Regions from separate parts of the Homo sapiens genome. Here all the other regions are linked to region 2. A link is a loop called in an ENCODE intact Hi-C map of the cell type or tissue named here. Cell type or tissue: heart right ventricle. All regions are shown on one strand. Region 1 overlaps GALNT18 (polypeptide N-acetylgalactosaminyltransferase 18). Region 2 overlaps GALNT18 (polypeptide N-acetylgalactosaminyltransferase 18). Region 3 overlaps GALNT18 (polypeptide N-acetylgalactosaminyltransferase 18).

What was found. A loop is a pair of places that touch in the nucleus more often than their neighbours do. Peaks named below come from ENCODE experiments on the same cell type or tissue, not always from the same donor. Only the 100,000 strongest peaks of a DNase experiment are listed, where the experiment ranks them.
Region 1: it touches region 2 in a loop (2.2-fold over the local background); 3 of 110 quality-filtered maps call a loop at or near these places.
Region 3: it touches region 2 in a loop (2.2-fold over the local background); 5 of 110 quality-filtered maps call a loop at or near these places.

The regions. Positions count from the first base shown.
Region 1 is chr11:11,431,141-11,433,640 of GRCh38, forward strand. GALNT18 (polypeptide N-acetylgalactosaminyltransferase 18) reads right to left here. Exons shown (of 11, transcript NM_198516.3): 3 at 1,481-1,647. Among named protein-coding and RNA genes, the nearest start is that of CSNK2A3, 79 kb to the left of the region's middle. In heart right ventricle, no CTCF peak of the experiment used is centred here; no DNase peak of the experiment used is centred here.
Region 2 is chr11:11,534,469-11,536,968 of GRCh38, forward strand. The region is part of intron 1 of GALNT18 (polypeptide N-acetylgalactosaminyltransferase 18); the gene reads right to left. Among named protein-coding and RNA genes, the nearest start is that of GALNT18-AS1, 34 kb to the right of the region's middle. In heart right ventricle, a CTCF peak has its summit at 1,251; a DNase peak (open chromatin) is centred at 1,384; H3K27ac peaks cover 2,500 bases.
Region 3 is chr11:11,426,383-11,428,882 of GRCh38, forward strand. The region is part of intron 3 of GALNT18 (polypeptide N-acetylgalactosaminyltransferase 18); the gene reads right to left. Among named protein-coding and RNA genes, the nearest start is that of CSNK2A3, 74 kb to the left of the region's middle. In heart right ventricle, no CTCF peak of the experiment used is centred here; a DNase peak (open chromatin) is centred at 1,028; H3K27ac peaks cover 2,204 bases.

The sequences.
Region 1 (2,500 bases), 100 kb before region 2:
CTCCTAGTGCTCCATACTCTTCTCTCTTATTATGTGAGGAGTTCAGCCTCTTGCTTGGGGAATGTTTTCATCCTTGAATGCTGGTTCTTCCATCCTGTGCCTCCTTACAATGTAAGACGTGAGGAGGATCAGCAGGCCTAGGTGAAGTCCAGGGATAGAGTGTGTGGGGCAGGCTAGTCAGGCTGTCTGGCATTAGTCACTAGGGAATGGGAGTTTTCTTAGGCGCCCGTTTTTTGGGTCCCAGGCTAGATGATGGTAGGCAGCCATCAGAGATGGGAGCTGAGCCCTTCCTGTCTCCCCCATGATAGACAATTACCTTTAAGACTATGTTGCCTATTTGCATCCTCGATGCCTTTTCCTTTCTTCATGTCCACGGAACAATGAAAGTCAAATGATTCTCCAGCAAAGCCCTTCAGAAATTTCTAAAATCCCCTTACAGCACTGCTCCCACACTTCTTACCACATGATGATAAAATGAAAATGAAGATTTGCTTTCTCAGATTAAATACATTTCAATTATCCAATGTATTTCAGCTTTAATTGACAACAAATCACAAATTGCCCATCTGAACTTCTCATTACAGCAACTGATTCACTAGGAAATTTATTACCTGACAGCAAAGAAAGCTCAAAAGATAAAACAAGCTTAGTGTTTCTATGATACAGTGACCCAGCAGTCTATTTTGAGAAATCATGCATTATCAGAAATACATTCATATAAATGGTCCTATCAAGAACACTGGTTTTTCAGCTGTCTCAAAATGTGGTCTTTCAGTCTGGAATGGTATATGATGGCATATGGGGGGGCAAAGAATCAGAGACCAAGAAATGTACACCAGGGAAAAGGGGTGGCTGGTAGTGCTGGAGAAAGAGAGTTAGTGATTTGATGGCTTCAACAAGGTGTTTGCAGGCCACCCAGGGTCTGGCTAGGGACAGATGGAACAGGGAACAGGGGATCCAGCAAAGAGGCTAGACATTCAACAAGTCTGTTGCTGTCATTGAGTTACGTGTCCACTGCCATCCCCATCATCACCACCACTACAACCTCCATCACCACCAGCACCATCATCACCACTGCCACTGCTAACATAACACCAGTGAACAATCTTCCAGGCAGAGGCTGTGGAACCCTACTAGGTGAAATGATGCATCATGGAAAAGAGTCACTGGACATGTTCACTGTGTACATGGTAGGGTAGGAGGTCAGGGCCTTCTATCTTATCTATTGCACTGGAATATGGGAGGGGAGAGTAGCCAGCCAGGAGAAAAAGCCTAAGGACCAGACCCCTCTGGGATGCAGAGGCCATGCTCAGACGGAGTGAACCTTCTGAAGCAGTGGCCACCATGAATTTCTCATCTATGCTCCAGAGAAAGAGCAGCCACAGACAGCCTTGAGCAAATGTGAACCACGACGCTGAACCATCAGCTTAGATGTCAGCCAGGAAGTAGGGCCTGGGCCCTGGGAAGCTCCGACACTCACCGTTACTGCTGTTGTCATCCACCAGAATGATCTCCTTGAGCAGATGTGGGGGCGTGCGTTCCATGGCCGAGTGGATGGAGCGCAGCAGCACTGAAAGCGCTTCATTGACGAAGATGAACACGATGCTCACCTCTGGCAGGCTGTCAGGAAATGAGAGGTTACGGCACCTGCAAAGAACAGCCAAGCGCTTAGATTTGTGACTCAGCTGGAGTCATCTCAGGAGCTGACCCAGCCCATGTCCTGGCTCCAGCTTTGCTGGAGGGCTCGGGAGTCCAGATTCTTCCAAGGGCCCCTTCTTTGATGCACTTAAGATGAGCCCTAAATGTCCAGCAGAAAGGCCCACAAGCATTGAAACCAGTTCACCCCACACCTGAGTTGAAGTTGTCAGTGACTATGCCAGCTGAACAGTAATGCCATGAGCACTTAGGACAGCACATGGCAGCTGGCAGGTAGTCCCTGATTGTTTACTGGAAGAATGATTCAATGTTTCTAAATCCAGTAGAATGGGGAATGCAACCAAAGTAAATTCGTAGTATTTCCAAAATGGTAACCAACACCTAGGTGAGGCCAGACCTCAGGCATCCAGCCTCAGGAGACAAAGACGCCTCCTCCCAGAGACTTCTGCCAAAATCTACTTCCCTTTACTCCAGAAGGCATACTGCCTGCAACTTCTCCTGCTTCTCACTCATCACAGAAATCCAGTTTCCAGAACAGGGTTGGAGCTAGAAACAGTCTCAACATGAGGAAAAGGTAGAAGGACCAGGTCCAGTCTCATTTCACAGACAGGGAGCATGAGGCTCAAAGAGGTTGAGTTCCCACCTATGGCTGCACTCTGAGTCAGCTACCATGACAGAATCCCAACTCTGGTCCTCTGACACCTGCACCAGGATCTCTCCTTGAAGCAGAAATGGCCATGAAAGAGAATGCCCCTAACTGGCCCATTTCCCCTTAGCTCTGCTGAAATCCTGAAGCCATTTGGTGGTCTCTTGAGGACTTGAGGTATTCCCCACATGAAGAGGA
Region 2 (2,500 bases):
TGCTGGATGCTGCTGATGCAAAAGTGAATATAACACAGTCTTGTCCTCAAGATGCTTAGCCAGCCAGGGAGACAGATGAGACAGCAATAGCTGAGCCAGAGCTACAGACATACACACTGAGATACAGGTCTATCCTTGCCCAAGACGTCAGATTACCACCCCTCCTGCCATTCTATGTGACTTGAAAACTTCCACCTTTTCCTCAATCCATTTTCCATTGGCACTTACTTCATTCTATTTAGCAGACAAATAGAACCTGTGCAGTTCTTGCTGGATTCTTGATATATTCTCCACGCTGTGTTTACAAATACAACTGCAGACACAAATTTCTCCTGCCACCTGTCCTGCGAGGTATGCTGGTGGCCTTTAAATGCTGGATTCTGTTGATGTTCCTGGTGCAGCAGCAGCAGTACATGCAGCATGCAGCAGTCTGCTCATGTCCCCTGCAGCACGGGAGGAAAACGGCACAATGCAGTGGGGACGCCATGGGGCAGGGAGCCAGCAGACCTTGTTCGGGTCCTGGCTCCACTACTGTCTTGCTGAGTGACCACAGGCAAAGCTGTTAGCCTCTCTGAACCACCATTTCCTTGTCTTTAAATTGAGGAAATTGAATAAGGAGCTTCATCAGATCCCTTCCAAAGTCCCGTGGAGTATCTGCATGGCTCTCAGCCCACAGTGCAGTGCTTTTTACATAATACAAAAAGAATGAGTGTGAACAGCTGCTGGTGAGGCAGACCCTGGCCCCCGGCCAGTTGGAGACCAGGGCACTCTGGTACCATGGGTAAAAGCGTGAGATACTGAATGAGCAGACATGGTGACCCCTGGTTCTGCCACTGAGCAGCTCTGCAACACAAGGCAAGTCAGTTAACTTAGATGAGCCTCAGTTTACACAGTAACATGGTGATAACATTTTCTGCATTGAGTTGGTGTGAAGATTATTTGAAATAATGTGATTTGAAGCACATAGCAAAGTAATAGATGCAACCTCCAGTATTATTCTTTTCTGTGCTGCCCTTATTGTCCATGGAGGCCAAGTTCTGATGTCCTAGGGCTGACTCCTGGTTCTCATGGGCTCCATTTTCCACAAAAGGGCTACTAAGCTCATGCCAGCTCCTTCCCAGGGAAGAGAACCCTGCCCTGTCCCCAGCCCACAGGCTGGGCTCAGATGCCGTTGGCCAGACCTTCTGACCACCCAGCCGGCCGAGCTTCCACAGCCAATCCCTGCTAGGTTTGCCCGCCTGCCTAGATCCTGTGACTTCCTCCAGGGAGTGATGGTGCTTTCAGCTGCAGCCTACCCAGTAAATGCATTTCCTGCCAGGCTCCCACCTTCCTCCTGCATCTGCCCTGGGGACTGTTGTATGCCATGTTTGTCCTGCTCCCTGGGGCCTCACAGTGGCCTGCTGGCTAGACGTGCTTTCCTGCCTGTTCCTCACTTCCTGTAACTGCCTCTGGAGCCCCCAGAGAAGCTGTGTGAAATCACAAGAGGGCCTTTCCCATGTAGAGGGTGGTCCCTATCCACGGAGGTCCAAGTCCTCCACCCATTTCCCATCCAAACACGTACACAGTAATTCATGGTTTAGTCTAAGCAAGCAGATCTTTCAACCTAGGTTCTCTCTCCAGCTATTCCTGACTATAGTTTTAAGGGGCCTGTACAGGAAATGACATGAAATTATCAAGACCTTGGGCTAAATTGGACACATGGAAAAGACCACTCAGCAATACTAATAATAAAATATTTCATTTATTGAGCTCCAGGCACTTTGTATACATTTCCTCACTGAACTCAATCCAACAGCTCAGTGACATAGGTACTAACATTATCTGTATTTTACAGAATAGGACTGGACTGGTTAGCAAACGAAGTTTCCAAGATCACACAACTGGTAGGTCCAGGGCCAGGCTGTTCAACTAGGTCTGTCTGCTCTAAAGCCCCAGTGCTAAGCCAGGTTTCTATCCTGCCTCCCAAGACAGTCAAGGTGGCTCTGGACCCTCAGAGGAAGGCAAGAGGGAGGAAACCAGGGCTTCCCCTCCTTACACCTCACTAGGATCTGATCAGATGCTGCTATTCTGGCCTCTGATAACTTCTCCCTTCCTGACATCAGCTTCTTCCTCTACAGCTCTGTAGTCGATGAAACCCGCCAAGACCTTTAGCAACTCCGTATCTTAGAAATGAAAATTGAGACAAAAAAAAAAAAACCTCCTGGTCCCTGCATGCCACTTACATAGATCACAGCCAGAATGAGTCTCTAAAGAGAAGGACTTACAGACTCTGCTAATTGCGTTTAGCAAAATGACGTTCAGCTTCACATGTGGTAGGTGCACACCACTGTTATGCCTTGTGCATTCCTGCTTTGCAAAAACAATGACCAGAGCTTCATAAAGTGGTGCTTCAAGGCAGAATGTTAAGGCAAAAAAGAACAGGGCTTGGCCAAAGCCAGGCAGCACCACTACCTAAGTTTCTTATTTAATTTCCTGAAGTATGTGTGGTGCTGGTTCTTCC
Region 3 (2,500 bases), 110 kb before region 2:
TGCAGCACAGATGGAGGACAACAATTAGAACAGTGACTCACAAAGAATCAGAGTGCCCTGGAGCCATGCTAAAATGCAGGTTTCAGGCCTTGCCCCAGATCTACAGATTCAAAATTCTTTCATTAAATCCATATTTATTGAACAACTACAAATACCAGGCACTATTCTAGGTGCTGGAGATGCTTCACGTGGCAAAATAAATGCCCCTGTCTTCATGGAGCTTACACACTGGGGGAGGGAAATGTGCAAATAATTAGGAGAGAGTAAATGAGTGAGCACAGTATGTCAGAAGGCAGTTGGAGATACAGAGGAAAAGAAACAAGGGGTGGGGTGAGGAGTGACAGGGAGGAGTGCTGCCCTTTAAACGGAGTGATTCACTGACCTCCCTAGTGGGAAGGAGGCATTTGAGTAAAGGCCTAAAGAGGAAAAGGAGCAAGCTGTGCAGATATGGAGCAGGGTAGAGGGGAGGGGGTAGAAAGAACATTCCAGGTGGAGAAAACAGCAAGGGCAAATGTCCTGAGGCAGTGGCATGCCTGGTATGAATCTCCATATTATTCAAAAAATAAAATTTTAATAATATACAGACGGGGTCTTGCTATGTTGTACAGGCTGGCCTTGAACTCCTGGGCTCAAGTGATCCTCCTGCCTTGGCCTACCAAAGTGCTGGGATTACAGGCATGAGCCACCACACACTGCCAAATGTCCATATTTTTAACCAAACTCAAATGCTAAAGTTTGAGACTGCTGCAGCAGAGTGACAGCATGATAGATCGGAGCCAGCCCCTGAAAAAGTGGAGCTTGTTGAGAAAGTTGCTAAGGAGACAGAGAACAGGGATTCAGGCTCCTACATAACGGCCACTTACAGAGCCTTCAGTCCCTGGCTTCTGAGCGAGAGCTAAAGGTCTAGAGAGGCTTGGAAGAAGAAAGCAGTGATTGACTGCCCTGTTCCTTTGCCCTGTTCCTCAGTTCCTGTGTTTGAGGAAGCACAGGCCTGACCCAAAGCAAAGGTGTGGCCAAAGAGAGCTTGGGGAGACACGAGGCGCCAGCATGCACGGAACCAGTAATAGAAGCCTGGGAAGGAAGGCTTAGTGAGGAAGACATTCCGACGGCTCTGCTCGGCTGAGTAATTTAGAGTTTTAAACACCAACATCCCTTCCATTGTGTTATCTCATTCAAGCCTCCCAACAACCCCTGAGGTGGGAATTATACATCTCAATTTTACAGATAAGGAAAATAGGGTTCGCAGAGGTTAAGAACACACAGGTAGCACAAAGTCAGAAAGAGCTGGAATGGAAAAGCTGGCCGAATGCCAAATTCTGCGCTCTTCCCACCAAAACAGCTGTCTTTCAACAGTGGCTACTTGTCAGCTGTTGTCATGATTATTGTTCCTGCTGTTATTTTTATCACTGTCATTTTAAGTCACCCTTGGCACCCAGAAGCTTACAGGGAACTTTCACTCCGATTCCCCCACCTCATCCCCAGTGCCTCTGTGAGGCAGACAGGGCAAGGCAGGGCCTGATGTCCCCATCGTGGCACATGAGAAAACCTAAGCCCAGAGACCCATGGCCAGAAAGCAGCAGAACCGAGCCTGGAAACCAAGTCCTAGAACATTTCATCCCCACTTTAGACTTATCTGCCAAACTCCCCATGGCAGGGACTAGGTCTGATCCATCACCCTCTTCCTTCCGTTAGCCCAGGCTGGTACTACAGAAATCTTAGTTGAACCGAGCTGAGTTGGCCTGATTTGAAAAACATGAAAGTCTTGCACTGAGAGGCCCAAGAGAAGCAGCTCCCCGCGTGGAGTCTGCACAGGGTCTGGCCATAGCCGCTTTCCTCCAAGTCAGGCTGAGATCCGAAGGGCCTTTAGCCATGTCCTAAGGCTAGAGAGGGGCCACGTCCTCCAGGAGCTCACTCTAGTGTCTCTTCTTCCCCTTTTGAGGGTTCAGCTCAGCCTGGGGTCAAGGAACCCCATTCCTGGTTACCTCCCTGTCCCATTCCACATGGGAACTCTAGCCAGGGCCAGGCCCCTTCCCACCATGTCTGGCCTCCGCTCTGGCCCTGTTGGCCATCAGGCCACTGAGCCTGCTGCTGCGCTTGACTCTGGGTACCCATCACCACAGCCACATTGCCTCCTGCTGCCTCCCTGTTCCCTCACAGGGCAGGAGAAAGACAAGTCCTTTATTTTCGGAGGCAACTCTTGCTTCTGTGCCCTGGATCCCATCTTCCTCCTCAGAGGCCCTGCTCCAAACTCTGGCCTCAGGTGCCCACCTCCCCAGACCCATTAAATCACTAGCAGTAAAACCTGGGCCCTGAATTTCTTTAAAGCCCTCCAAGTGATTCTAATATGCACTCAGGGTCTCAAGAACAACCTACCTTTAAGAAAAGAGAACTAGAACACAATAAAATACAATAGAATTGAATTGAACAGAATATAATAGAAAATAGCAGAGTGCTTTGCACATTGTGAGGGTAAGTATTGTTTCTTAAAAGTCGTGTTCCC